Regions from separate parts of the Mus musculus genome. Here region 1 is linked to region 2. Evidence: chromatin loops called from intact Hi-C (ENCODE). Cell type or tissue: heart. All regions are shown on one strand. Links, peaks and the distances in the headings refer to the core of each region. The heading gives the core; the rest is flanking DNA.

Evidence for each region. Hi-C counts contacts between places; a loop is a spot of excess contacts. Peaks named below come from ENCODE experiments on the same cell type or tissue, not always from the same donor. Only the 100,000 strongest peaks of a DNase experiment are listed, where the experiment ranks them.
Region 1: it touches region 2 in a loop (2.8-fold over the local background); 11 of 42 quality-filtered maps call a loop at or near these places.

Annotation. Positions count from the first base shown.
Region 1 is chr10:86,349,619-86,364,727 of GRCm38, forward strand. It overlaps Syn3 (synapsin III), which reads right to left. Exons shown (of 14, transcript NM_013722.3): 5 at 4,728-4,884; 6 at 1,933-2,022. Among named protein-coding and RNA genes, the nearest start is that of Timp3, 57 kb to the left of the region's middle. In heart, for the core only: a CTCF peak has its summit at 7,387 (motif pointing right); a DNase peak (open chromatin) is centred at 10,293; H3K27ac peaks cover 335 bases.
Region 2 is chr10:86,296,312-86,311,420 of GRCm38, forward strand. All of the region lies in intron 6 of Syn3 (synapsin III), which reads right to left. It overlaps Timp3 (tissue inhibitor of metalloproteinase 3), which reads left to right and starts at 4,101. Exons shown (of 5, transcript NM_011595.2): 1 at 4,101-4,663. The coding sequence starts at 4,543. RefSeq lists an enhancer at 1-1,106. In heart, for the core only: a CTCF peak has its summit at 6,598 (motif pointing right); DNase peaks (open chromatin) are centred at 4,140, 5,970, 6,620, 7,380 and 4 weaker places; H3K4me3 peaks cover 3,514 bases; H3K27ac peaks cover 3,391 bases.

The sequences.
Region 1 (15,109 bases), core at 4,324-12,323, 55 kb after region 2:
TCCTTCCACCCTTGGCTATAGCTTGGCCCATTTCAATTATGCCCGTTTTTGCAACAGATTTCAGGAGAGTTATCCTTAAATCCTTACGCTTGCTAATCCAGCCCTAACTAAACTCCGTCATTCTACTGGCAAGATCCAGTGTTTAAGAGATCTCTATCTAAATCACCAGTGGGTGGTATAATCCTTAGACCTTATTTTCTTCCTGAGAATCCCATGATGGATGACAGAGTGTAAGCTTGCAGGCAGCCATATTTGTCAATGTCAATGGTCTAACTGAAATCCTTAGTGAAGCTCCTAGTTGGCATTGCCATGAATTTCTGAGTCCCTAGGACAGCTGGTGAGCTACCCCCCTCCCCCCAGTACTCAGTGAGCTCCAGTCCACTGCACTCCACCCATCTAACTGTGAGGCCTCCCCTGCTAGTGTCCCAAGTTATAGTCTTTGCCCCTGTTTGAAAGGTCCTCCACTCTGAGAACCCACCATATGCCAGACACAATGTTATATACACATTTGTACAGACTCTCATCAAACTGCTCTATGGCTCTACTACTCTCAAGGAGATTAAATATTTGTCTAAAATCTAGTCAGTAGACTGGTCTGTGATTAATAATTATCTACTTTGAAGACAAATTCTCAATTTTCTCAGAATATTTACACATGTTCCATAGTCAGATTTTTGTCATTGTTGTAACCAAATACCAGAAAGAAATGACTTATAGTGAGGACTATTTATTTTGTTTTGGCTCCTGGTTTCAGAAGCTTTGGTTCATTGTATCCAGGAGGTCATGGTAGGACCAGCAGCATTCATTATTGTAGACCAGAAGTAAAAGAGGATGAGCCCAGCCTTCTTTCATTCCTTTTTATCCCATCTGGGCCCTTCACTCCATAGATGATGCTAAAAGATCCACATTCCAGGCGAGTTTCTCCTGGCTCTGTTAATCCCCTCTGGAAAGGCCCTGACACATACCCAGAAAGTTCATTACTAATCTGGCTGCTTTCATTTCAGTTAAACTGATAATTCAGGTTTACCTACACTTACTCACACCAACCAGACATCCTTGATTCTGTGACTGATAGGTTATGGATACAGTAGATAGACAATCAATGAGAGCCTCTGACTGGCTAGATTGCTCCCACGGAAGCCCGTAGCCCTACCTGACAGGGCCTTCAAAGAGGCCTGTTCAGCTCAGCAGCCAGAGCCTACGATTCTACAATCCAGCCACAGTCTTTAGCTATGGTGAGTCCATCCTGAGACACCTACTCCCTTCATGATCAAATTCACTGATCGAGCACCAATACATAAACAGATGTAGTAGGCTGAGCCCACGAGCTCAGAATACTTCTACCAAAATTCCAGCTGTGGACACAGAACTCTCCAACTTACTCAGAACGATATTAATCTTAAACCTTCCAAATAGATAGTGAAGCCGCATACTCCAACTTGGCCCCAATCGACTCCCAGAGGTACACTCCAAGGAAAGGAAATCGAACACGTAAGCACATTGCTCTTTAATGATCAGCTCAAATAGAATAACACAGTTTTTATTAAAATTACACTGGAAACCAGGTCCCAGGAAAAGTGCATTGGAGATAACATTTTACCATAAAAATGCCTTTTCCCTTTATACTCCGCCTCTGGCTCAAGGATGCCAGCTCAAGATGTGCCTTGATGTGTTAAGAATTAACAGAGTTTCACAGAATGCCAAGTACTTTTGTCACTTGTCCTACTGCCTGATTTATCCTAGAGAAGTTGAACCTTCCTCGAGGTTCCTCAAGAAACACTATACATCCCCACAAGCACAGGACATGAAGGCTCTCATGTGGAGTCCAGACAACCAGGAAGCGAGGCCTGAGCAGCCCAAAGTGACTCAGAAGATAGACAAGCAATAGTCATTCTGCATTATAAAGATAAGCAGAACTAAAAAGGCACTCACCATTGGCTTGTGGTTGGGGAAAAATGTTTGCTCCACTAGTGGAAATTTCTCAGGACCCAAGGAATGGAAGATCTTAATGAGCTGAGAAAACTGGGAGAGAAAAAGGAGAGATCATTAGGCAGCTAGGGTTTCCCACTAGGATCCAGGAACCCACTTGAACCTGGCCTTCAAGTGCCTGCCCTGTGCTAAGTTCTAGAATCTGTTGTCCACCACTAGGATTAAAAGGCACCCTCCTTGGTTAGATATCATTTCTCTTTACCCCTTGTGCCTTGCCCCCTGACCTAGCAAGTTAGCAGGTAACTGGCTACAGTTAACCACATTTTACAAGCTCTTAACTGCATTCTCAGCCATTTAACACAAGGTTCTTGCCCACAGTACAGTCTTCTGGGAGTCCTGCAATCCCTCTGCCTACAATGTCTATCTTTCTAGGTAGGACAGCATTGTAGGCACTTTGTGATACTCACTCTGAATCCAGACTCTCTCATTCAAACTAAAGAATTTATTTCCTGTTATTTACTAGCTATAAGACCTGGAGGAGCAGGGGTCAAGTGTAGGTTTCCGAATGTCACTTTCCTAATTTGTACATTACAAAGTTGGGATGGGATGGTAATGCTAGTGGGAAGCATGGGGGATTTGGGACATAGAGGAGGGGGGGGCATCAGGAAGGCCCCCTGGACCTATGCTATAAGAGAAAGAAGGGTGTTTTGTGTGGTCAAGGAGACACAGAAGGCCTTCAGTGGCTGCCGTGGCTGTAGCCTCAGGTGCAGGGCATGATTAGAAAGCTGGCAAAGGGTGGTCCTTATGAGCTTTAAAAGGCTGGACCAAGGATCTCATTCACTCCAAAGGCAAAGGGAAATGACAGGCAGATACCAAAACAACAGCTCGGACTCTGCAAACAGGTATCTGGTGGGTAGAAGAAGAGCCATGTTTTGCTCCAGAGATGAAAAATCTGAGAGAATTCCTGCTCCGCACTGGGCTCCTGTGCCCAAGTGTGCAGCAGAGCCCAGAGTCATTCTTGGAGAACTTGAGAAATGTGGGGAAATATGTTTGAGGGTATCACTCATTCTATAGATAAGGAAGTTGCAGTGCAGCTTATAGCTAGGCTCATGGGTTATGGAGAAGAGAGGCAGCACTTGCTGCCAGCCAGCTCTATGGGCCTCAGTTTCCTCGCTTGTGCAGTAGAGATACCTGCTTATCAGGATGTGCATATTGGGGCTGAGTACAGGACATAGTGGATGCGAGTGAAGCTGCTGCTATCAAAACCATGGACTGTGTCCTTCTCGTGGTACTCAAACCATAGATTCCATGGGTCTAATGACACAAAGAGACCACAGCTAGGGTGACTGTAGCCATGACTATCAATATGTATTACATGAACTCAAGATTCAACAAATATTGAGTGCCATCCCAGCGTAGTCACAGTCCATGTGTAAGAGGCAACAATTGTCCCAATTTCTCATATGGGTATGCTGTGTACCAACCACCATTACATACACTTTACATGCTCCTACTGAAAACCAGGAAGAACCTATTATTATCATCCTTTTTAAAAAATAAGGACGCTGAATTTAGAGAGGTTAATGAAATTGCTTGAGGGCACACATTCAATGGAGAAACTTGGCCTTGGGCAATCTAGCTTCAGAGTCCAGAACAATCAGTGCCCTTCTCGCCAAGGTGATGACAGATAGGCAGCCAAACAGGGTCGATAGGCCAGAGAGCTGAAGCAATTCATAGCATTTTCTCTTCACCTTTGAGTTGCCTTTGTCCCTGAGGTATCAAGGTATGTATCATAGGACTGATAACACAGTTGTCACATTTGTTAATAGACTGTTCCAGTAGAATAGAAGATTGATCAAGCAGCAGACACTCTGATGTTATCACTCTGTGTGTGTGTGTGTGTGTGTGTGTGTGTGTGTGTGCATTGCTTATACTAATGGAGATAGATAGTAGCTAAAGGAATGATGTCATTTAGATGCAGACCCAACTGTGGGATCACAAAGTTCAGTTAGGGACAGAGAGCATTTGAAAGAATGGAAGAGGGCTGGTATTTTAGGAAGCCCCTTCATTTTTGATGATGGTTGGATGGAAACCTGAGTAGAGCAAATGAATGGTTGAGACTAGGGAATCCATGGGGAGAAAGCAACTGTTAAGTTGGAGAAAGAGGGCTTCAGAGTCTGACTTCACCATCCACGAGCCCTAAGACCCCAGGGTTTCTTATCCAGCCTGAAAGTAAGCCTCCTCGCTAGAGCAGAGCCATGAAACCATCGTCAAACACTGATAGCATGGGTACCTCTCAAGGGCTTCTGGCACTCATAAGTGTTTAATAACGTTGAAGAGCAACAATAAGAACATGCTAGAATGTTAGAAACCGGTAATATATGTTTGTTTTTGTTTGAGTCAGGGTCTCACATAGCCTGGTCTGGCTTAGAACTCTTAGTACATAGCCAAGTCAGTCCCTGTCTGATCCATCTGCCTCCATCTCCTAAGTGCTGTGACTATAGGTATCCACCGCCACATCTGGTTTATGAAGCAGTAGAGGCCGAGCCCAGTACTGTATTAACTGAGCTATAAGTCATCAAGATTAATATTCCTGTAGCACAGTCCTCTATCGTAATGGGTTACACATACTATTTGCAAGGCCGCAATTCCCTGAAGAGGCCTGGGGTCAAGTTGTTTGTTTTGCTGTTTAAATAAGACTCTTCTCCTTGCTGAGGTCCTGTGTTGGGGAAATGGAGCCATTACAGGACCACCTCATGCTTCCCAGTTCCCTCCAGATGGACTGATCTGTAACCTACCACCCAAGGCTTGCTGCAGAAGTTGTATACGGAGTAGAGAGAGTTGACAGCAGGAAGCCCTCCATACTGGAGGCCGATGACCAGGCTCCGGTAGTCCTCAGCCAGGGCCATGCTGTAGGCATGCTGTCGGACCAGGATGAAGTCAGGTTTGAAGGACCTGCCAAGAGAGGGAACAACAAGGATCTTACACGGCTGCATAACCAAGACTTTGCTGATTACAGACCTGACCCTATGTATCTGTTACCCAAAGGAGCTCTCAGGTGAGAGGGCAGGGGAGGGGAGGACAGAAAGGGCTAGACAAAACTCACAGTTACACAACTACAAAGCAAATGAACTGAAAAGAACAGGTACTTTCTTGTGTATGGATTTTAGGCTGTTTCCTAGATTCCCATTTTTTTTTCTAACTAGGGAAAATGTCTCAAATAACTAGGCAATGGAATAACTTTTTACTACATTCTGAGCAGCATGCAGAATATATGTATTCCCTTATGTATGGATGCTATCAGCTCCCATTTCTCACAGGTACATCCTAAAATGCAGGAAGATACATATTTTGTTCAAAGAGACCTGCTGGTAAGTAAAAGGGTTAGGTCTATAGCTGTCCACTCTCTGGTACCCAGAATTCCTCCTTGTAGACATCTGACCAAAATGGCCTTGTGGTTTCTAAGTGGCAACCTCTAGAAAGTAGCAAACTACAAGTGCACACGGGTTCATTGTTGGGCTCTGCTGAAGGCAGGGTCCTGATAAACGAACAGAGTTGGGAGACGGCTGGGCTATCCCTTCCACATTTTATAGCTGGAGAGACTGAGAAATTAACTCCCTTAAACCACAAAGCTGATGAACAGGAAAGTTGCCTTTGAATTCTATCATTGGTTCTCCAGTCTTTATGCTTTTAACACCACATCCTGGCTCTTGGCAGACTTACCGTGTTCCACTCACACTGTCAAAGGCCAACTTATTTTTGTGCTCCTTACTTCTAAGACACATGTAAGACCAGTCTCACAGTGGGCAGAGGGTGGACACTCAACACGGTGCCATTGATCTGCCTGTCTCATCTGGAGTCATATCCTTAACTTCACTGAAGTATTGTCTCTTTAAAATAATTCAAATATAATCTAAAATAATTCTCAGAGGGGAAGGACATGTTCCCTCTGAGGACAGACGTGCACAGTGCAGATGTGTCTCAGGTCATGCTGACCTTGGCTCTCAACAGATCTCCTAGTGTTTGGCACTTCTAGGGCAGGTATGCGAAGGGAAGGTGTGGTGGAGGCTACTGTGAACATCATCCGCTCCCATCAAAGCAAATGCAAGGGTGTTTTCTGCTAAATGGTCACTCATCTCCACAGGCTACTCAGATCAGACCGTGGCCTGCCTTCAGGAGTCTGACTCACAGTGTGTTTATGGGAATGGTCAGCCTTAGCGTAGGAATGTTAAAGTTAGAAACTTGGAATGAGAGCAACCGAGATGGGAGGATGAAGGAGGGATCGGAGGGCAACCAGAAGCACTTACTTGCAACAGAACCGTTTTCTACTCTTATATGATTTACCAAAAGACCCATGGGATGCACGAAGAAGCAAACAAATTGCCAGAGAATTTACAAAATGCAGAGAAAATTCCTAACAATCTTTATATACACATTTTGATCCAACTATTGATTTTACTGTATACAGCATGTAGTCATACACATAATTGATTTCATGCCTTCTATCCATTATGATTCTGGAATTTTTTACATAATGCAATGATAAGAATAGTTCCTCTACGACCAACATACCCCCAAAAACAAAATTTCTTTTTCCTTTCTTCCTTTTTTCTCTCCTTGTTCCCTCCCTCTTTCCTCCCCAGAGCCACTCTCCCCATGCTACTCTTGAATTCCCCCTGGAGCCTAGGCTGGCCTTGAACTTGTTTTCCTGACTTAATCTCTCAAGTACCTAGAGTAACAGGCCTGTGACCATCAGGTCTCATAACACTATAGTTTCTTGAACAACGAGTGTTTCAATTTGCCGAGTCACATCCCTCCAAGGATACCGTGGATGTCTCTGTTATTTGCCTTAATATTTTTAAAAATTAACCATCTGATTTGCCTTTCTTGTGTGACTCTGCTCACATCTTTCTCCATTTTAAAAACTGTGGCTCTCCACTCAGCTTCCTCACAGGGCCTCTGTACAATAAGGACACAGCCCTTTTCATATCAAGTGTGGTAAGATATTTTTACTAGGTGCATCTTTTTTATAAGGCACATAAACATGTCTGCCCCACCCTTCCCCTGGTTTATCTTATCAGATGTTGCCTTTTGCTTTCACTCTGTTTGCTGTATTGAGAGGCCAGGTAGTCAGGCAGGACTCCATCCTGGCTGGGTGGCCTTCCTTATAGACAATAATGGCAGTGGACTCAGTGTCTTGCCAGGCCTGGGTAAGGCCACCTTGAGGACGCAGTCAGGAGTCTCCAGCTGGCTCTCTTCCTAGCTTCTTTAGATGTGTGAAGAACTCAGAATTAGGGACACAATCAGGAAAATACAGTCAAATCTCACTGCTTAGGCCAGCTTGTAAGACTAGAATAGTGTTTTAAAGAAAAGATTTTTGTTTTTATTTTTATTTATGTGTCTGTGGGGAGTGGAATGGAGACAAGTTGTGTATGTGGAGACAGTGCTCAAAGAGGCCAGAAGAGGGCGATAACGAGAGCATGCATAAGAAGGACTGAGTAAACAATAAACATGGGGAGGAAGGGCCATTGCAAAGAGGAAGAAGTTCTTTCTTGTGGTGACAGGGAAGAAATGAAGTCTGATGGTCAGGGTTTCCAGACAACAGTATGTGACCCTCATAACTGTGGTCTGCTTCATAGTGACACTGGTTCAGTATTTATGGAGGAATATCAGCCCCAACAAGAAAAATGCAATCCCAAGGAACTCAAATTGACCTCCCTGACCTCTCAAGATTCTCATATCCAGTGAATGAAGGGTAGTATTTTCGCCCAAATGCTGTACCAGGGCTGGCCAGGCATGTGCTACAGTCTATAGGTGGAGTCACTGCTACACAGAATGCACAGGCTCCTCCCTCTTAAAGCTCCAAGGAATGTACGGAGATTATTGACCAGTAGCAAGTAGCTGCTTCCTTTAACCCAGGACCCTGGTTTCTCTGTCCAGCCAGAGGGTGGATGTCCTCCATGTCCTCCAAACATCCAAGCCCCTGGTCCCCAGACATTTCCAAGTACCGAGGTACCAAGATGATGGGAACATAACCCCAGATTGTAGACCTGACAGTCCAGGAGGGATCTGTGCATGGAGAGACCAAACAAACATCAAACACATGTTTGCTCAGATAATAGCCAAGTTACAGAATCAGCCTAGGTGTCACCAACAGATGAACGCATAAGGGAGTTTCAATCAGCCATAGACAAGAACGAAATTTAGGTAAATTTGCAGGAACATGGATGCGACCGGAATTATCTTAAGCAAAGTAAGCGATACTCAAAGGGACAAATATCAACCATGTGTTTTCTTTAGTTAGAGGATCGTAGATTTCACGTAGATGCACACAATTATGAGACATGGGGAAGCAGAAGGAAGGTTGTCAGGCTTGGGGAAGATGCATGTGATTATCAGGAAGGGGAGTAAGAGGGAGGGAGTGACTCTCCTCAAAAGATGTGCATAGTCATATAAACGTTTGAAGAAATGCCTGTGACATTGTATGAAGGATGTACATATCCACCTGTACAACAAACATACATCAAATTAAAAACAAACAAACCAAAAAAAAGCAAATGCCATGACAAAGGAGTAGACGAGATACTAAGGTGTTCCAGAGAGTGTTCAGCCTAAGGGGCAGGCGTTGGTGGTGCGCACCTTTAATCCCAGGTAGAGGCAGGCGATTTCTGTGAGTTTGAGGCCAGCCATATCTTCTGAGTGAGTTCCATGACAGCCAGGGCTACATGCCTTAAAATTTAAAAAAAAAAATGTTCAGTTTTTCCTGGGGCAGGACTGCGTAAATGTGTATAGAAGGGCTTAGATCTTGAAGAAGAAGTGGGGTTTCTCTACAGACAGGGATTTAAGGGTTCTCCAGGTAGCAGGAAGAATGCTGTGGGTTTTATTTTATCTGCCAATATCCTTTTTTTTTTCTCTTTTTTGGCAGGCAGAACTCGTGATTAAATTCCCTCCCATTAGTGAACTGTGTCACTGTGACAGGAACAGGTTGGGAATGCATGAAGAGTGTCCTCATCAGCTTCCCTGCAGTTGCTGTCTACGAATTGTAGAGAAAAGGAGTAGTCAGCTAAGAAGTTAGCTGGTGGAGATCTTTGTTTTTGTTTTGTTTTGTTTTTCGTTTTTTGCTTCTTTTCCCATTTGCTGCAGAACAGATGCCCGTATGGTCTCTTGGTACAGAGACGAAGGCCTTGCCCTTGATTGCCTAGTCCCTGACATCCACAGAGCCTGGCCGAAAGCCACCTTTATCTTCTGAGCTAAGTGAACCATGAGGTCTTCTTTTCTGCCTGGTTTCTATTGATCTGTGTCATTTTGCCATAAATATGGCTTTAACACTGGGACAAAGTGACAAATTTTGCAACCAATTCTGTGGCTGGAATATAGAGACATATGATGTGGCACCAGAGCTGGGCACTGGTAAAACACTATTGTCATTCCCTTGCTAGCCAATCACTGCTTTCTTCTGTCTCTGCTATCCCGCAGAGTCTAAGTCCTATCCATTTCATGCTTTTGCGGGATCTCTGACAGTCTCACACAAGTTGGTGCTGGAGACTCTCACTGGGGTTCCTTTTATCTTCCTCTTAAACTTTTATATGAGCTCTTGGACCCCAGGTATGTCTTAAAAGTGGCTGCCAGAACTCCAGAGAAATTGAGGATGACAGATAATTAAACGGTAAGGACAGGACAGATGGTACATTGCTGGGGATTACTGAGGGCTTGAGGCAATGTCAAGAGGCAGGGGGCCCAAGACTGAGTCACTCTGAACCCTGGAGAAGTGTCATAATTCCTTCAGCTATGTAAGGTCTTGCAGTAGCAAGAACGGATTCTGGCAGGGGACCTCAGCTAATGAGCAGGAACCTCATTATTCTCAGCTGCTTCAATGAGATTTTGCAACTATTCCTTGTTCTGTAGCTTCTAAGTTGGCAAAAGGGATGATCATGCTGGCTTGGGTCACAGCCTGGTCCATCACATCCATATCTGTTCTTAGCCAGGCCTGGGAAGGCTCCAGACATTCTATATGCCTGCCAGCAGAGAAACTCCAGCTTTTTTATGGACTGTCTCTATACTCCCCAGAACGCTTTCTACTCGGCTTCTATACATATAAGCTTTGGTGTACAATCTAGGGCATAGGAACCCAGGTTGCTGCAAACTAGCAAAAGGGAAGGAGGGAGGGAGATCTGACCATCAGGGCTTTCTCTGTGTTTTAAGGTCATGATAACGCCATCTTGCTACAAATATAAATCACAGGAAACATGCATGCTGTACAGAGGGTGGGGATGGACCTGCCAGATGGGAAGACTTGAGAATTAGCAATGCTTCCTGAGGACTGCAAGAAATTAGTCCAGGCTCAAAGGAATTAGGTGGCAACCAACCAGAAATCTGGCAAGGAACAGAAAACAGGATACTGGAGCCAGGCTGATGGGGCCCACGGGGAAGCTGCCAGCTACATGCACCAGTGGGAAAGGGACTTGAAGGAGCGCATGGGCAGCTTGCTCTCGTGAATCTCAGAGCTTTTAAGTACTGAGAGGTTAATAAAAACACAGGCAGGGGCTTTTGGGGGAAGCAGGTTTCGTGTCTCTATTCTCAGGATCATTTTGGGTTCTTCTTTGTTTCATGTCAGAAAATGCATCAGTGGCTCCATCCTTTTCCTCCGTCCTTTACCCTGGGGCTTCGCCCTATCCTGGGCTGAATCATGTCTCTCCAAAGCATAGGTTAAAGTTCTGATCCCTGTTACCTGGGGTCCTGTCACCTATGAAGGTGAGTTGACATGGAAATAGAGCCTTTGTAGGGTTACTGAGCTAAAAGGTTACATGATAATGGAATGGATCATAATGGCTGTCTTAGTAAGAGGAAACTATTCATATACATATGCACATATGAGAGAGAGAGAGAATAAACATCAATGATAAAGGAATCAAAGATGGAGAAGATGGTATATACACCAAAACCTTTCAAAGGCTGTTGACAACTTTGAGAAGCTAGCAAGAAGCAACAAAATGTTCTCCCTGAGACTTCCAGAGGACCAGATGCCCTGACTTCAGACTTGGATCCTCCAGGATTAGGAGAGGATGCATTTCTGTCATTTAAGCCACACAATCTGTGATGCTGTCTTCAGTAACCTCTGTGATCCAATTCCTTGGGCAGTCCCATATTCCCTTGTTCCGGTAACTTCTAGGGTTTTCTGGCTTATTTTGTTCTTCTATGTAAATCCATCCAGACTTACATGCTCCTCTTGCCAAAACAGCAGCCCTGTGCCAATCTATTCCAGGAGCTGTAACAAAACACCACAGGCTGGGTGGCTTATAAACAACTTATATTTATTTCTTATGGCTTTCAGGTCTGGAAATCCAAGGTCAAGGAAGCAGAAGCAGAAGAGTGAGGGAGTGGTAAAACCCTACTTTCCAGTTCATGGCCTGGCCTTCTTATTGTGTCTTTACCAGAGACAGCAGGAAGGAGTGTGATGGCTCTCTAGATCTCTTAGCAGGGACACTAATCAATCTCACCTATACGGGCTGCATCGTAAAGACTTTGCTTACTCCCGAAGGCCCCATCTCTTATTGCTTGCATATGGGTTTGGGGGAGGTTTATATTAAAATTACAGCAAATATTAAACCCAACAAGTAAAGAATATCTTTACTCACAAAAATTCACTGGAAATTAATGTTCATGTTTTTATTATTATTCATCAATACATAAAAACATGGGTAGATGGACATTCACCAAAATGCTAACCTGATGATTTGAGCGGGGAGGAATGGGAAATAGAAAGCTGGATCTTCTTTAGCTATTGTTTGCCTTAAAATAAAACACCTCTCAGAGACTGACCACCAGCCAAAAGGCATACAGAGGCTGGACCGAGGCCCCCTACATATGTAGCAGACGTACAGCTCGGTCTTCATGTGGGCCCCGAACAAGTGGAGTGAGGGCTATCCCAAAAGCTGTTGCCTGCTTGTGAAATCCGTTCCCCTAACTTGGTTGTCTTGACTGGCCTCAGTGGGAAAAGAAGAGCCTGGCCTTGAAGAGACTAGATGTGCCAGGGTTGGGGGATATGGGGTGGGGGCAGGGCTCCACTCTCTCAGAGGAGGAAGGATGGGGAGACAATGATCAGGATATAAAGTGCATAAATAAGTAAGTAAGTAAGTAAGTAAGTAAGTAAGTAAGTAAGTAAATAAATAATAAAATAAAACAACACAGAACATTTTTATATGCAGATTTTTATTTTAAAGCTATCCATAGAGGTGTGAAGTGCCAGGGTGAGGGGATATCCAGGGAGGCCCCCACCCACTCAGAGGAGAATGGGGGAGGCATGGGGGAAAGATTATGGGAGGGGTGTGACTGGAAGAGGGGCAGTGAGCTGAATGTAAAGTGAATAACTAAAAACATAAAATTAAATATATTTTTTAAAAAGGCTATCTTCATTCTGAAAAAATAAAGCTGTAAGAGTGATGTTTTTCCATGGGAAACTCTAAGATGTACACTGCCACGTGAATAAAACTATCTCAAAAGATAACCCGTTTTATCAGTAAAGCCTTTCGGTCAAGATTTTTTTTTCCCACAACAGAAATGAAACTAAATGATAGGAAGACAAGAAACATGTCTCTACCATTGTAGTCCCAGCTAGACCCTAGCCTTTTTTGTTGTTGTTAAGCTTGTTGGGCACCTCAGACCGTGCCAGTTCATTTCAGTCCCCATGTTTGACACACAGGAAATGATACTATTAGGAAGTGTGGCCTTGCTGGAGTAGGTATGGCCTTTTTGGAGGAAGTGTGTCACTGTGGGAGCAGGTTTTGAGGTCTCCCATGCTCAAGCTACTCCCAATGTGGCACACAGTCTCCTTCTGTTGCCTTTGGATCAAGGTGTCGATCTCTTAGCTCCATCTCCAGCAATATGCCTGCTTGTATGCTGCCGTTCTACCCACTATGACAAATCTCTGAAACTCTAAAGCCAGTCCCAATTAAATGTTTTCCTTTATAAGAGTTGTCTAGCATGGCTGTCCTCTGAGAGGCTCTCCCAGCAGCTGACTGAGACAGACACAGATACTGACAGCCATGCATTGGACTGAGATTGGAAACCCCTAAGAAAGAGTTAGGGGAAGGACTGAAGGAGCTAAAGGAAATGGTAACCCCGTAGGAAGATCAACAGTCTCAACTAACCCGGATCCCTGGGAGCTCCCAGAGACCAAGCCACCAACCAAAGAGCATGCACGGGCTGGTCTGAGGCTCTGGCACATATGTAGCCAAGAACTGCCTTGTCTGGCCTCAGTGGGAGAGGATGTGCCTAATCCTGTAGAGTCTTGATGCTCCAGGGAAGGGGGATACTCAGATGGGGGAGCATGCTCAGGGAAGGGGCTCAGCATGGGTCTGCGGAGGCATCCCCTTCCCCCCATACCTGACTACACGTCCACCAAACATATCCCTTCTCTCTTCATCTTTTTATAAACACACCTCTCTTCACAGTAATAAAACCCTAACTAAGACAGAGGTTGGCACCAAGAAACTGGAGTACTGCTGTCAAAGGCCTGACCGTGCTTTTGTTTGGAGCTATGTTGACTTTGGGTTAGGAACGCAATGGAATTCTTTAAGCAACGCTTAATGGACCACACTAGTAGAAGAATGGAAGACAGTGGTGCTGAGGGTGATTTGAATTGTGGGGGCCTGGCTCAGAGGTTTCAGGGAAGAATTTTCGTATGTTGCCTAGAGATTCATCTTGTGATATTCTGGTGAAGAATGTGGCTGATTTTTTGCCCTTGTCTGAACAGACTGCTGAGGCTAAAGTGAAGAGGTTTATATTAATTGCATTAACAAATGAAATCTCAAAGCAGTCAAGTATCGATACTGGTTGTGTAGCTCCTTACAGTTCAGTCTTGTGAAGAATGATTTGATGAAAAGGAGCAAGCTGTGCAAGGGAAACTGCAAAAAGGTTGAAAGGAGAAAGGAGGCACCCAGAGGAGGGAAGGAGCCAAGGCCTGGGTTCAAGGAGATGAACAGATTAATGATATTGAATGAAATAAACGAGTGGTGACCTCAGGGCAAGATTACACACAGCTAAACTTCTATCTTGTGAAAGGGAGTTAAAGAACAGTTTTCTGAGCGTGCGAGTACATACTTGCCTTTAATCCCACCACTCACGTGAGAGAGGCAAGGAGATCTCTGAGTTCAAGGGCAGCCTGGCCGACAGAGTAAGATCCAGGGCAGCCAAGCTTAGGCAGTGAAGGAAACCATTGAAAACAGAAAGCTGGTGAAGATGGGATTGAACAAGGGGGCTATGTTCCAGCCCCAGCAAGTAGCAGAGGTTTGCAGTTTGGCCATGTGGTTCAGAAAGGGGTTATGGAATCTCCCTCTGAGACAAACAGATGCTGCCGAGGCCAGGTGTGTGGCAGGGGTATCCCTGCATGAGGGCCCAGGGAGGTCATGATGAAGCTTCACAGTGTGAAGCTATGAAGGTTTGGAGATCCCAGGATGTTAGAGATGCCAGAGCCCTGGGATATCTGCTGAGGAAAGCTGCTAACAGGAAGTAGAACCAGCCCAAGAGAACGAAGTGTGTTGGAATCCACAAACTGAAAGGAGGTGGAGATATGCAGAGTGCTTTGACATCAGACACGGAGTTGCAGAGTTTGGGGTTTGCCCAGCTGCTTTTCAGACCTGCTTTGGTCCAGTGTTTCCTCACTGTGCTTTCCCTACGTTTTGGATTGGCAATGTACATCCTATACCACTGTAGGTTGGAAGTACGTGATCTGGTTTTGACGGTGATATTATAGGGGATTACAATTAAGAGATTGCATGAATCTCAGAAGAGACTGTGAACTTTTAAACATGGTTGAGGCTGTGATAGACTACAGGGACTTTTGAAGTTGGACTACCTACATAATGGTAACAAGCCTATGAGAGCCAGCGAGTGGAATGTGGTGGCTTGGATAGGTATGTCCCCTGTAGACTCGTGTGTTTGAATGCTTGGCCCATAGGAAAGAGCACTATTAGGAGGTATGTATGGCCTTGTAGGAGTAGATGTGACCTTGTTGGAGGAAGTGTGTCACTGTGGAGTTGGGCTTTGAGGTGATATGTGCTCAGTGTGGCACGCAGTCTCCTGTTGCCTGAGAACTCTCAGCTCCTCCTGCGCCATGTCTGCCTGGATACTACCATGCTTCCTGCTATGATGACAATGGACTGAACCGCTGAACCTGTAAGCC
Region 2 (15,109 bases), core at 2,551-10,550:
GACCAGCAGGCTGAAGGCTCAGGGAATTGGTGTTTTCTGGCTTACGGCGCCCCCTAGCCTTAGCCAGAGGGATAGGCTCGGTGAGTCCCTCTGAGGAGCTGCTGCCTGTCAAGCTCAACTTTGAGCCTCGGGACTAGTGTGGACTTCTGGGTCCCTGCAGCCATTAGTGAACTGAATCTTGCTGCCAATGCTCTATCCTCAATGGGCTTACACTTCAGGAAGAGAAACAGGTAGATGAGCAACCATATCAGAGTCAGCTACACGCAAAAAAGAACCCAACTAAGGTGCTGTGGGGAATCCGCTTGAAGGGGATGGAAAAGGGTCAAGCTAAGGAGGTAATATCTAAATTGAGACTGGAACGGTGTGCAAGGGTCCACTAAGTTTTGAACACAAAAGACACAGCTCTGGACCCTTTAATGCTTCCAATCCAAAAGAGAACAGAAAGATGGACTGGTAACACCAAGAGGCTCCACCAGAAACAAGACCCCAAGTCTCTCCTGTACCTTTATCAACACAGTCTGCACAGCCGTCTTTTATTTTAAGCCTGTGTCTAGGAAGACAGAGTAGTGTGGGAGTGTAGGAAATGCTGAGAGTGAGGTGGGTGGGCATGCTGGTTTGAGGTCAAACCTGCTCACACAGTGAGTTTTATCTTCCTTCACGTCCATTCACCTCAACTTTGAGAATTTCCCATGGAGTAGTAGACTTACTATTATTGTTGTTATTATTATCAACACCAAGGGACATCTTGCAGGGAATCATAAAGTCTAATCTTTTATCCAATAAACATGGAAACTGATGCATGAAGTGACTTGTCCACTGGATTGGAAGTATGACTGACTGTTCAGCAGCCATGTCTATCACAGGTCTCAGGTGTGGATATGTTTCCTTTCCATCCTAGCCTGCTTTTCCTCTCCAGAAAGGAGGTATTCACACATCTATTTGTAAAACGTGCTTGGCATGTTTTCAAAAGGTATCATGTAATAAGGTAGAAAGGGAAACAGGCAGTAACCTCTGAGTTACACAAAACTATACAACGCTGGTCAGCTCAGAGGATCTGTTAGTGTAGACAAGAACCCTTAGGCAGTACAGATAGCTCTCCACAGGCCAGCTATGGGACTTGGAAATACATTTATTCCATGCCCTGGCCTGGAAGACAGCCCTGTGGATGTGATGCAGATAGAAGCTAAGGAATCAGGGTTCACAACATGAACTTGGCTCTGCCTCCAGCTGAGTGTGGGACACTGGGTAAATTCTTTCTTCTGAACATTATTTTTCTCATGTTGAATATGAAGTTCAACAGTCTCGGAGCAACTTTGTATCTTCTTCAGATGCCTGAGAAAATACCCCCTACAGGTCTACCCTCTGAATTTTGATACATAGGAAGTGAACATGCTCTTAACGTCTCTAGAAAAGTTCCAACAGAGGGACTAGGTGAGCCAGTTAGGTTTGAGGACAAGCCAGGTGTTGGTTGAAGCCTCTTCAGCTCGCCCAGTGTCATAAATTTGTCATTGTTCTCAGCCACCAGAAGAGATAAGCAAAGCTGGTATCCCCATTCTTACCCAAGCTCCAGGCCCATTCAATCTTGCTCACTAAATAGACTAGCAGAAGCAATCCTTACACACTATTAGCCCAGTGAACAACCTAATGTCCAGATGGGTGGCTTCAAGGCACACCTGCTGGAAGGACCTACATGAGGACTCAGGGAGCCCCGTCATCTTGTTCCTAGGATCATGACTACGCTGACCTTGCAGAGGTGAGCAGAGACGAGCAGTTCAGCTTAGGCAGAAGAGAAAACTCCTGACCAGAATGCTGTAGGTATCTCCTGAGGCCCTCAAATTCTGAGTGAGTCCGTGCTGAAGAATCAAGGGAGAAACAAATCCAAATCAGCAGCTTTCAGGATGGAAAATAATCAGAAGACACCCAGGCTTTGCTAAGGAAGTAGCCCCCAGAACAAGACACACTTCAGACGTCCTCTCTTAGGACATCTGCTCTGTGACACGTAGCGCAAAGTAGCTGCCTGGCGATTGTCTTGCATTCCAGAAAGGCTTTCTCTTGGAGGAAAAACAAAGGGCACTTTGGACAAAATGGTCTTGCAATAGGAAAGCAGAGAAGAGAGGCCTCTAGCCTGTAAGATGTTAAACCAAAGGGATTTGTCTGTAAACCCTTCTAAAGTCTTCCACATGACTGGCACGGTGCAAGGTTCAGTGAATCTCTCAGATTCCACCAAGTATGTCCTCATTCAACCTAGTTCCTCAGAGTGGCCCCATTAGTGCCCATGGCTCGGGCCTCAAGTGACTGACTGCCGGCTACTATCTACACTCAAGTTTCTTGGGACTTTCCTATGGCTAAAAAAGCAATGCTGCAAATAGCTGATACTCGGCCTCAGCGTGTCAGGAAAGGAAACCATATAACTATATTCCTGGAGCCGGGGCTAGAAGAGTAGTGAGAAGGCCAGAGCACCCTGAAACAGAATTAAGGAGGGGAGGGGCTTCAGAGCTGAGTGGGGCTAAGACAGAAAGATGTGGGAGCTAAGATCTCTTCTGTATAGCTGTAATACTTGGGTGGAGGCTTCTTGGAAGCATTTGGGAGGCTGAGGCAGGGGCATCGAGAGTTCAAGGTCATCCTGGACTACTTAATGATACTCTGTCTCAAAATAACCACAGCATCAACACACAACAACCACAACAAGGGCAGTTAAGTCAGAAATAATGTTACCATGTTGCCTTCTGCTTCTGCCATAAAAGTTTCTTCTCTTGGGGATAACCCAAGGGAGTCCCTTGGATTTTCCTCATTTGTTACAAGTTTACAGCATTCTGCAGCTAAAACACAGGTCTCCTTCAAAACCAGGTAGGAGAGAGGGGAGAGAGATTACTCTAAAAGAGTACTATCGGTCAAAGGGATGCTGAGTCAGGGATGTACATCCCTTTTGGTAAGAAGAGCCAGCTAGAGAGTGTGGTGGGAGCATCCCTTTCTGGGCCTGCTTCTTCAGCTGGAAGGTACACAGGACACCTGTTCTCACTTTCCCCAACTAGAAGGAATATGTGAACACAACGAGATGGAGTATGGAATCCTGCTTTTAAAAAGAGAGCATAGGCCAGGTATGACGCTGCACATCTGTAACTCTAACAGAAGCCTGACTCAGGAAGATCTTGAGTTCAAGGTCAGCCTGGGCTACATAGTAAGACTATGTCTCAAAAAACAGCATGAGCACACACACACACACACACACCCCAATTAAGATGTTATTTAAAATGGGTTGGTAATAATGTTACCAATATTGCTCTATAGGTGGTTTTCTCTAAGAACTGGTTTTATTCCACGTACTGATTGCTTTACCTCAAATGTTCCTTGCAGAAGGAAGGATTGCTGTCTGCCACCAGGGAGACCAGCTATCATACTCCCCCTTTCCCTATATTCTTTCCTTCAAAGAAGACCCAGGCCTTTGTGATTGATGTTCTTCTGGCATGATGTCACATCTTTTACTGTCCCACAGAAAACAACGCCCTCTTAGTCATTCTAACCTAGGTCTCCAACTATTCTAGTTTCCTCATCATACTAGCACAATCGCCCTGGTTGCAAGGGCTTGCTTGACGTCCAGAACAGGGTCTGTTGAATAATTCCACAGATCCATTTACCCCCAATGGCAATTACCACAGCCATCCCACAAAGGCAGAGGTGTGTGTGTGTGTGTGTGTGTGTGTGTGTGTGTGTGTGTGTGTGTTGGGGGTGGGAGGTGAGGGAAGCTGATGTCCAGCGGTTTCCTCTTACTCCCTGCTCTCTCTAGGAAAGATAAGAAGGTGAAAATTTCTTTGAGGCTTCCTTCTTGACTTTTTCCAGGAGGCGTGATCAAGGACTTCAGGGTGCGGGCCACCTGGGGCCCTTGGAAGAGATTATGCAGGAAGGCTGGGTGGCTGGGACTGAATCCTTGTTTAGGTCCAAGGCTCATAGAGAGGCGGTGGGCGTAGGGCGAAGGGGCCGTGGGACGCCGCTGTAGCGCACACCGGCCCAGGACGCGCCCAGCCCACCCACTCGCGTGCCCACAACTGCATTATTCCCTATAAGGATCTGAACGGTCCGGGCCGGCTCCGCCCTGTCGCCCCGCGCCCCCCGGCCCCGCCCCCTTTTTGGAGGGCCGATGAGGTAATGCGGCGCTGCCATTGGTCGGAGGGGGCGGACCCCGAGCTCCCGAGGGGCTGGGTCCCCTCGCGCCCCTATATCACTCTGCAGCCCTGGACTCTCGCTCACAGTGGGCAGCGGGCAGCCGCCAGCGCCAAGAATCTTCTTCTCCCGCTTCTCCGCTTCCCGATCCTTCTCCGGGAGGCCACTCGTTGGCTCCGCGGACTCGTGTTCCAGCGACCCTTGGCCACTTAGTCCTGTCCCGCCGGGCTACTTGGAAGGCACTTCCCCGGAGCTCATCGTTGCCCACCGTGCACAGTGCCCGGTTAAACCCAGCGAGTGAGCTCGGACTGTAGCATCAGCGCTAGCGCTCGGCAACTTTGAAGAAAAGAGCGGCAGTCCCCGCAGCGGACCACAACAGCTACCATGACTCCCTGGCTTGGGCTTGTCGTGCTCCTGAGCTGCTGGAGCCTTGGGCACTGGGGCGCGGAAGCGTGCACATGCTCTCCCAGCCATCCCCAGGATGCCTTCTGCAACTCCGACATCGGTAAGTGCTCCGGAAGACTCAGTTTCCCTGGGCGGGGACTCTGTGTGGGGAGATGCCCTGCAGAGGGAACCCAACCAGTGGCCTAGTGGTCTCTGGCGGGCGAGCGTGAACGAGGTCCTGCTTGATATCTAGAAAAATTTCCCCATTGCCTTGAAGGGAAAAGAGCTGGAGAAGGAGGGTGAGAGATTCTGAAAAGTTGGAACGCTAACTGAAGTTCTGGGACCTCGACGACACTTTACAAGTTGTAGTCTGTGCGGGTGGAGTTGCGAGAGAGAAAACTCCTAGCTTCAAAGATTGCTTATCTCCCGCGCCCTTGAACTTCATTCTTTTCCTTGAGAAACTCAGCCTAGCTGCAGGCTCTCCCGGCAAGTGCTAATGGAGCTTCTTGCCTGCCAAGTTTGGGTGGCTGGAAAAGGGGGGAGGGGGAGATGAAAAAAAAACGGGGAGGGGGGGGGCGGAAACTGTGGGATTGCCCTCCTCCCTGGGAGAACTGCATCAGAGTGTTGATAGCTGGCCTGAGGTGACTGTGGGGGAATCACTTATCATAGAGCTGTGAAAATTCACAGGAAGATATATTTTTTCTTCCCCCGGAATGTTTGTGAGGAGGGAGAGAGTGAGTATCATCGGAGAAAGCAGATTTGTCACCAAAAGAGCAAAGCTGCCAAAGGTCTCATCGCTTGTGGTGATGGTCTCAAAGAGACTGTGCTGATTAGAGGGACTTGATAAGAAGTAGAACCCACTATCCAGAGGAGTGTTGGGGACATTAGTGTTTGGAGGGCTCCAGGGGAAGTGGAAGCTGGCTACTCTCTTCTCCAGCTCCTTAAAGCTCTCAGGTCCAATGTGTGTTTGCTGGGCAGGGGTGGGACAAGAGGCTGCCCTTAGCCAGTGTGGAGTCAGTAAAGAATGGAGTGTGTGTGTTTTAAGTATGGTCATAAAGGAGATGGAAAATTTCCACTGGGTCTTGAGTGAGGGATTCTACTCTGCAAGTGTGTTGTGTTGAGAGGGGGGCGGGGGGAGGGGTGGTGACCTGGCAGGAAAGAAAACCAAGGTTGGAGAGGCACTGCTGGTGGGTCGGCCTAGGGGGAAATCTGGGAGGTGGTTTTGGTGGTCAGGTCAGTCCACTTGGCAGCCCAGGGTGTTTGTGTGACCCTGCAGTCACCCTTCTTGAAGGTTTCCTGGGACCCAGAGACACCCACCCTTCTCTGTCCCTGGGGGAGAACCCCTGGCTTTATGGAGTGCTTGCAAGCATCCTTTTTTGGATTGCTGGAGGGCTGGGAAAGTTTTCTCCCTTCTCTCATTAGGGCCCCCACCCAGATTCCTCTTAGTCTTTCCTCCCAGTAGCCGATGACTTTCTCTACTAGTTCCTGCTGTCTGCTTTTGCTCAGCCTAGAGCCTGGTGCTGGCCTGTGAGCTAGCAGGTGGAGGAATCTGGGTGTGCAGTCTATGGTCCAAGCTCTTTTCAGCTTCACAGTGGGTCGAGGCGTGTTCAGTTTGGTTTGGTAGTGTGAGTAGGGAGAGAGGGTTCTCATCTCTAACCTAGAGATTAGAGGTTTCGGCCTTGACAACATGAGCGTGTTCCCAGTGGGCACTCCTGGGGTCCTACTGTGGGTCAGACTGACAAAGTTTCTTGTAATTTCTATGGGTTTATTCAAGAAACAGCTTTTTTTTTTCCTTCCTCTTAATATGCTTCCTAGAACAAAGTCAAATTACCAAGAAATATGCCAAACCCAGAACAGAGAGAGAGAGAGAGAGAGAGAGAGAGAGAGAGAGAGAGAGAGAGAGAGATCCTTGCTCTGGCAGGGATCCAGGCTCACTAACCCTCAGTTTGGTGCACTGCACAAGAGATGAGATAATGCTTTTAAAAATGGGAGGTGTGGGTGTGGGCCTGCTGGCTTGTTGACCTGCTGCCGCCTGACAGCAGCAGGCACCCTGCCTGTTGCCACCAGTAGATGGCTCCCAACTGTCCTCGGGAAACTGGAGCTCGGAAAGTGTGCTCAAGCCCGTCTGCCTCCTTCCTCTTCCAGAACCTTCAAGCATTCTCACTCTGGCCAGATGCCATGCTGCCAGGCAAGGGCACAGCATGCCTAGCTGGGCCCCTGGTAAGCCCCCATCACCACACCAAAATGGCCTTCCCTCTCCCTGTTTCTTTATCCACGGGTGTCTCTTTTCTCTTTTTTTTCTCCAAAACCCATGGGACTGGCACAACCTTCTGGATGAGGAGGAGTTAAAAGGTGTTTCTATGGCAACTGCAGGCCCTGTACCCTATTAAAGTGTTTAGAAGAATAAACTACACAGACGCTTATCAGATACACTGTGGGGCAAAGAAAGAGACTTGGCAGCAGTCGCCTCACCTGGGGCCTTCTCCTTCCAGTCCTTGCTCCTCCTTCAAAACCTTGACTGAAGAAGCAGCGGGGAGGGCACTGGGAATGAAAGAGGCAGGCTTGGCCAGGCAGACTTTGTTCTGGCCACCTTAGTTCAGGAAGGATGGGAAATGTTCAGAGCATTCTGAAAACTGGAGTGGGGTGGTGTGTGTGTGTGTGTGTGTGTGTGTGTGTGTGTGTGTGTGTGTGTGTGTGTGTGTGTGTGGTTTTGGCAGAGGTGGGAGTAGTAGAGAAAACCCCCTTCTCTCTGTCTCCATTCACAAGGAGTAATTAGGCAGTGGCATTGGTGGGAGTGGAGAGGTGTCAGCCCTGGGTCTGGGAGGAGCAGCTGACAACCTTGGAGAATAGCCCTGATATCATTGAGTTGTTTTGACAGGGACCACTGCCAGGGGCGTGTTCCTTCAGCATCAGATCTGAAGTGGTTTTAGCAAAGAAGCCATTTGTAGACAAACGTGACCTATGCCCTCTCACTCCTACAGGCAGACAGACACAAAGAAAATGAAATTATGGAACTTTGGAGAATTGACAACCACCTAGTGGGGATGGTGGTGTGCGTGTACGTGCATGTGTGCATGTCCATGTGTACCAATGCTAATAGTATCTCGAGAATCCTGGCCAGAGGAAGACTGCTGTTAGGCAAGAGGAAAGAAGGGACGGATGCATTCAGACTTGCATGGGTGTGCAAGCATGTTAGAGGTACTATCTTAACTCCCCAGCAACCTTAAGTGGTATTGCACCCATTTCTCAGATGGGAAATACTGAGGCTGAATGAGATCATGCAAGGCCACCCAGTAGTGGCCAGGCATGCATTCAGTCTTCATGATGAGACCTTTCACTAACCTCTGACATCTTGCACTGACTTCTGACATCCTAAGGCAGGCACCTGCACCTGGAATCCAAATGAAAGGGACAGATGGCATTTTCATCTAGATTAGAAAAGCTTTCCTCCAACCTTTGAAGGCAGCTAAAGGGGCCAGCAGTTTTAATTAAGTATCCTGTTTACGGAGGAAGAATTGATTATAGTTTTATAACGGAACAACATTAAAAAAAAAAAAAGGAAATTCCCTATGTTCTTTAGCTACTAAAACCAGAAAAGACTCTCAAAATTATTAGGTCAGAGTGAAACTAATTGTGTGTCACTAAGACCAGCGAACAGCAAGGCTGATAGAATCCAAACTTGCAGGATGACTGTAGGAGACAGGATTCCCAGGGGATCCACCTGCCAGTGCTGAGTGGGAGGTGGATGAGTGGAGCATGAGGCAGGAAGGAAGTCTGCAGACTGGGGTCCTCGTGGGTGTAGAAGGTGCCCCTCTGACTGATCTGTCCCTTTCCCAGTCCCCTGACAGACAAGACTAGAACAGGGCTGGGAAGTGGCTTTGCTGGCACAGCAGGAGCCATTGAGCTCAGCTGCTGACTGGCACATTCCAACAGGTTCATTAATGAAAAACAAAAACCATTCCAGTCCCCTTTGGCTTTTAACACTTTAGCCTGTGCTATGTGGACACGAAGGCCCCTTCTAACCACTTTTGTCACATTCAGCTCTTGGGTGGTCTCTAGAGGCCATGTGGGATGGTGGAAGAGCCCTGGACAGGGCACAGCTGGGCTCAGATCCTCCCCCCTCCCCAACCCCAGCATCTTGTTGGCTTTGTGTTTAGGCTTTTATTGGGTCCTTTCAGCCTTTACTCTCCTCGTGATGAAAGGACACAGTAATTTGTACTTTCAGACCTTTTTTTATTCATGCCTTTAAGCTTAAAGTTTTACAGTGATGTGTTATTTTATGTTTATGTATCATTTATCCTATCTATCTACCTACCTATCTATCTATCTATCTATCTATCTATCTATCTATCTATCTATCTATCTATCCATCCATCCATCCATCCACCCACCCATCCACCCATCCATTTATACATGTACCTCCCTATCTCTTCATCTACCCACCTCTACAAAATCAAAGAAAGAGCAAGTCGCTTTGGATCGCTGCTTCAATCAATACTACTTCTTTCTATTCTCCATCTGCATCCTTACATCATTATCCGAGGAACATTCCCAGAAGTTTTGCTTCATTAGAAAGTTGTAAAGTTAGAAGACTGAATACTGGAGTGACCTTGGTGTCGTTTCTGTTCAATCATGTATACCAGGGAGTGATATACATATACATGTGGGTAATTGTAGTCTTGCTCTCCTTAGTATTCCATGGGATGATAATTTTTTTAAAACCCAATGCTGAGTTTTAAGATAGAATGATTACTGTGTGCTAGGCATCATTCCAAATAATTAATATGCATTAGTTCATTCAAGTCTCTCAACAGTCCTACGAGGCAGATGTACTATTATCATCTTCACTGAAAAAAGCTGCAGCTCAGAAAAATTCAGTAAGTTGTTCAGTGCTATACCTGGTAAGTAGCAGAGACTAGTATTTACACCCATGTATCCCACCTCTCTGGTGTCTCCAGCTAGACTATATAACATTTATAGTGCTATATGTGGTGATATTACTATGACAATATAATATTCATTTAGATCTACCATCACTTTATTTAGATATCTCCTATTTATGGATAGCTATGCTTCTAACAACTTTCACCTTCCTAAGAGTGCTAGAACACATGGTCACTATATTATCTTTTGCTGCTGTGCGTGGAGAAGCCTCTATGGCAAGCGTACATTTGGAAGTATTGGTGGGAAGGAAGGACACTGTATTTTCAGCTTTGCTGCAGTCCACCGCCAGAGCTGCATGTTGACTCTGTCCTTTTTAGGTTTGCAATCAGAGGATGGGAGATGGAGGCAATAGCACAGTGTTGTGCTGCAGATACATTCAGGCTTCTCTCAAATGGAAAACAATTTTAGACATTTCCTTGGTATTCTGACGACTTCTGCTTTTGGTCAGCCTTTTTATCTTTTTGAAAGGGAACAAAATTAAGGCCACTTAGGCCAAGTTAATGGGATCACTTTCATACCAAGAGAAGGTCTTAAGTGGTAGGACAGCCACAGCTCTTGACTTGTGGCTGGGCTACTTTAGTTAGAGATGGCTGTAGGCTTTTGCTTTTATAATACGTAGGGCGCTTTTCATTACTGGAAACTTGTTTGGACTTTGGTTTTTGCATGAACTCAGGTTCAAAAGTGCATGTGTGAAACTGGGACATAGGCTTTTGTGCCCCTAGTTGGGCTCAGGGTGACAGCAAGAAGACTGATGCCTTTGTTCCTTCCTGCAGTGATTGCTCATCTGGATAGTGCTTGGATGGAAAAATAAAATGGCTGCAAGGACGGCGGTAAATAGCTGAGACAGAGTGGGCCTGGCAGAGAAAGACTCTGGGGTCTTGACATTAGGAAACCTGCTTTAAGAAATGATCCCACCATCCTGACTAGAAGTCTTCAGTGGGTTAATGGGGTAAAGTTATAATAAAATGGCTTTTGTAAGGACTGATAATGGGCCCTGCCCATCTCTTCATTGGTCTTTCCTGCTTTCCTGGTGATCCTGTTTTCTGCCGGCTCTTGACCCATGCATGCTAGGTCCTCCCATCATACATCCTCATGAACTTCTCATTTTCTGGGTCTCACTTGGTCCTGTTTTCTGCTATCTGTAGGACACCATTTCTACTAAAAGTCAACTCCTCTGAAATTCCATGAGGCCTGCCCAGAGGGCATCATCCCAAAGCCAGAACCACAAGCCTGCTGAGGCACCTGTTTTGTTCTCTGCTTATGTGATAATTCTAGCCCCACCATACAGTGGAACAAACACAACAGCATCTTCCTAATCAGACCTATCATTGAGGTTGCAATTACTATCACAACGGCCATGGGCTGAGCTCCTCACTTGTGTAAAGATGAGGCATTCCTTCTCATGTGCTACCCACTCAGTAGCCTCAGGTTGAAAAAGGAAAACTTCCTGCCTAACATCAGACAAGAAACAGCCCAGCCTGAAGCTATATCGCCAAAGACTGTGTTCAGGATCATTCTCTCCTGTAGATTTAGGGTCTCTTCTCCTGGAGACTAAGAAACGCAGCTCTCTAGAACAGGGAAGGTCCTCCTTCTTTTGCAACAATGTGCAACTTTGGCACATTGGTCTCTGACTCACACTGTTGGAACGCTCTGGGGCCATTCCCTTTGACAGCCTCTCTGGTCCCTGCTGTCCTCAATTTCATTATAGTGTTAGTTATTTGGAGTTCTTAATGGAACCAAGCCACACGAAAAATCCATGATTTCTAGCCTAGATCTCTATCTTCACCCTTATTGAATCCATCCTTCTTGATACTGAAAAATATTTTAAAATCCACTTCTCCATCAGTGGATATTGCTTCACAGCTTCATGTGTGGAGTATCTATTCCCAGTCCTATAAACAAACAGTTTAAAACAGAAAATTGCCACAATGCTAGCAGGTTCAAGTTGGACATATTGGCTGCCATGCTAATTGATTGCAGCCCAAAGGACGCTTGGGACTCTCCTGAGCCTACTGAAGTGTTAGAAGAGTGTATAGATCTCTAAGTAAGGTCATGGACCTTGTCACTTCGCTGACATTATACCTGATGTGTCCAGGACTAGTGGAGAAGCAAGAAGTTCCTGGGTCCCATTGTGTTGGATACCCTTTGAGGATGTGGCCTGGGTGTAGCAGGTTGAAACACCATCAGCATAATAGACTAAGCTTGGGTCTAGCTAATTAGCATATAGCAGGAGGCCACAAGATGTCTCCGAACTGTGGTGGGACCAATGGGTCTTTGGCTCATTTACTTAATGAAGTGTGTCTGGAGATGCAGAGGGGCCTGGAGAAGTCTTCTGTGCGACTGAGACAGCCTGGCTGCCACCAAAGGAGTAGTCTCCACTGCACAGCACTGCCCGACATGCAGGTCTGATTTAATGTCACATATTTCTTATCACCTACCCGTGTCATTCACATCTGGGACACTAGGGACTTCCAGTAGTACTAGGTCTGTGCCACCTGGCAGAAGAAAGGGTGAAGGAGAAGAAAATGGTTTGGCTTCAGAGAGCCACGGTAAAGTTCAGCCAGTGACTAATAGCTCTGGGATGATGGGATGAGGGGGTGAAGGTGTGGGGATTCAGGGCAAGGGTAGAGAGGGGGAGCCTTGAGCAGAGCAAGCTCTAGAAGCACAGATCTTCAACATCACAAGGTAGTTAGTCTCTTCACCCCAACTTCTGCACAGCTTCTGTCCTCCCAGGAATGCTTGTCCCAGGCAGGCAACCTGGCTACCTGAAGAGAAGTCTGTTGGATTCGGATATCAGGTCCTTGTGAGACCCAGGCTAGGGCAAGGGGAAGTGACAAGGGGGAAAGTGTGATGGTAAGGTTTCATGAGCTAAGCTGCTTGGCTAAGTATGCACATTAAAAAAAAAAGCAGGGTGGTGGGAGGGTCACTGTTCCCACTTGATGGCTATCAATACTGATACGGTATGTGTGGTTGGGTAGCTATCAATACTGATATTGGTGGTATGGCTGGGTAGCTTCACTGTAGAGTAGATCCCATGCCTTCTGAAGACCAAGTCCAGTGGTATTCATGGATTAGGGGTTGCCCTTCCCCATTTAGACTCTTCTAAGCACATTTCCTTCTGATAGGTGGAAAGAAGTGGAGATACTAGAGTAGCTGAAGGGAGTGTTCTAGAAGCTGGTGATATTAAACTTGGATAACAAATCAGTTCCTCCTGTCTCCACCCAGCTTGGGACTAGAGAGCCCGTGCTTCCTGTGTGTTGATGTGACGAGATCACTGGTCTCCAGTTATGAGATCTGAGGTCTGCCTCAAGTTTATCATCTGACTCTGGAATTACCTTGGTGGTATGATCCTCCCCAGGAATTGATCTCTCATCTGGACAAGTGAAGGACTGACTGTGTGTGTCTACTCTTTTGTGCATGGATGTTACTTATTACGATGGGTCAGTATTCTGGGTCAGGTTTCCTTGGGGAGGGCTATCTAGCAGAGCTCAGGATGGAACACCTAGTGCCGCCAATAACACTCTTTGAAGGAAGCTTCATTAGAAATATGGCCTGCTAAGATCAGATCAGGATCTCTGTGGCTGTGAACATAGTGAGGATTCTACCCAAACACATCTAATGAGCTGAGCTCAATGATCTATGGGACCACCGGACTTCCTGTTGGATCACATCTGGTTTACCTGTAGACAGCAGCCTTGCAGACTTAGCTTAAGGCCAGAATTCGGAATCAAGGTCGCTTCAGGGTCTGTCACTGACTGCTGGACAGTTTGGTAGGAAGCCTTCTAAGCTGCAGAAAAGACTTTCCCACTGGAAGACCAGCTTAGATGTAGACCTCTAATTAAAAGTGATATTATTTCATACGAGTCTGTTTACTCCAAGAGAGAAAGTCTGGAAGTTTCAGGTCAAACATGTGATCACTGAGCAAGCCCACTCCACTTTCCTCTCCAATAAGGACAAACAGACACCCAAAGGCCTGAGATTTGTGAGAAGCTCAACACCCAAAGGGCTGCCTGGGATACAGATCTGGATAGATAGACATGATGGGGACTATGCCTCTTGTGGGCAGGTGGCTGTGGGCTCCAGATCCCCTTTGACTCATTATCTTCCAGCTTGGGTTTCTTTGTAATTAATTAGTTCAGGGCACAAATCTGATGCTGACATTGTCTAGCCAGAAAGGGAGGGTTATTGTAATATCAAGCACGTGAGACTATTACTACTATCAGCTAAACATATAAGGGTCTCCAGTCTCTTGTTTGCCACATTTGTCCCCAAATATCTACGTGGTGGCTTTGAGTACCTCCTCTTCTCCTTGATATCAGGGAGGCAATAGAACTGGTGGCAACTGTGATGAACTGGAAAATCCATGTCCTTTGGTAAGGGGACAGTGTGGCCAGATGTTTAGGTTCTTATAATAAGCTGGAAACCCCAACGTGCTAGGGTGAAACTTTAGTTTTTAAGTGTTACTACAATGTAAAATCACACACACACACACACACACACACACACACACACACACACACACACACACACAAGCATACACTGATTCAGCTGTGTAGGTTACAGGTTTCTTGTGACCTTGTATCTGGTGACCTCTTGAGTAACCTTTAAGTCCTCAGATCTCAGAATGAATATGGCCAGTGGCTCTTTTGAAGCAAAATGATTTCCTCACAGCCTACATTCTTGGTACCATGTCCTTCCCAGTTTCTGAGCTGGTGAAGAATACAGGTTGTGATGTTAACCAGCTTGCCTCAGATCTTGACTTTATTACTTGCTGGTTACATGTCTTGGGCAAGCCAGCCTATCTCATTCTTGCTTTTCCTCTCTGTTACCCTGCATGTATAAGAAGACCGTTCGCTTCACAGGGCTGTGGAGGGAATTCACTGAGATCATGGAAACAGCCGTCTTGGCTCGCTGCTTAGCCTGTAGTAAGGGCTTGGTAAATACCAACCCTCGTGATTACGACATAGTCTTATTGCCTCCCTTATATGGGAACTGGGTCTTACTCACTGGTCTGATGTTAGTGTGCACATAGTAAAGTCATTGTGAATGAATGAGGGGATGTTTGAAAAAGGCAGCATCCAGTCCTTCTAGGCAGCAGTGTCCTCAGCTTGGGAGTGGTGGGAAAAAGAGATAGTATCAGGTTTTGCCATGCAGCTCAGTGAGAAACAGCTGCTGTATTAAAGAGCAGTGATCAACTTGGAAAACACAGCGAAAGAGGCTGGGAAATGGCTCAGTCAGAAAAGTGCTTGAAAGCACAGATTCCAGCACCCACATTAAAAACAAACAAACAAAAAACGGTATTATGGTCTGATTCTAAAACCGTAGACCTGATGCAGAGTACAAAAGAATGTCCAAGGCTTGCTGATCAGCCAGTGTAGACTAACCTCTGAGTTCCAGGTTGAGTAAGAGAACTTGTCTCAAAAAATAAGGTAGGGAGCGAATGAGGAAGATATCCAACATTTACTTTTGGCCTTCAAACACACACACACACACACACACACACACACACACACACACACACACACAAATGCACAAATACACATACATGCATATACACACATACATATACATACACACACAAACACACACAAACACACAAATATACATACACATATGCAGACAT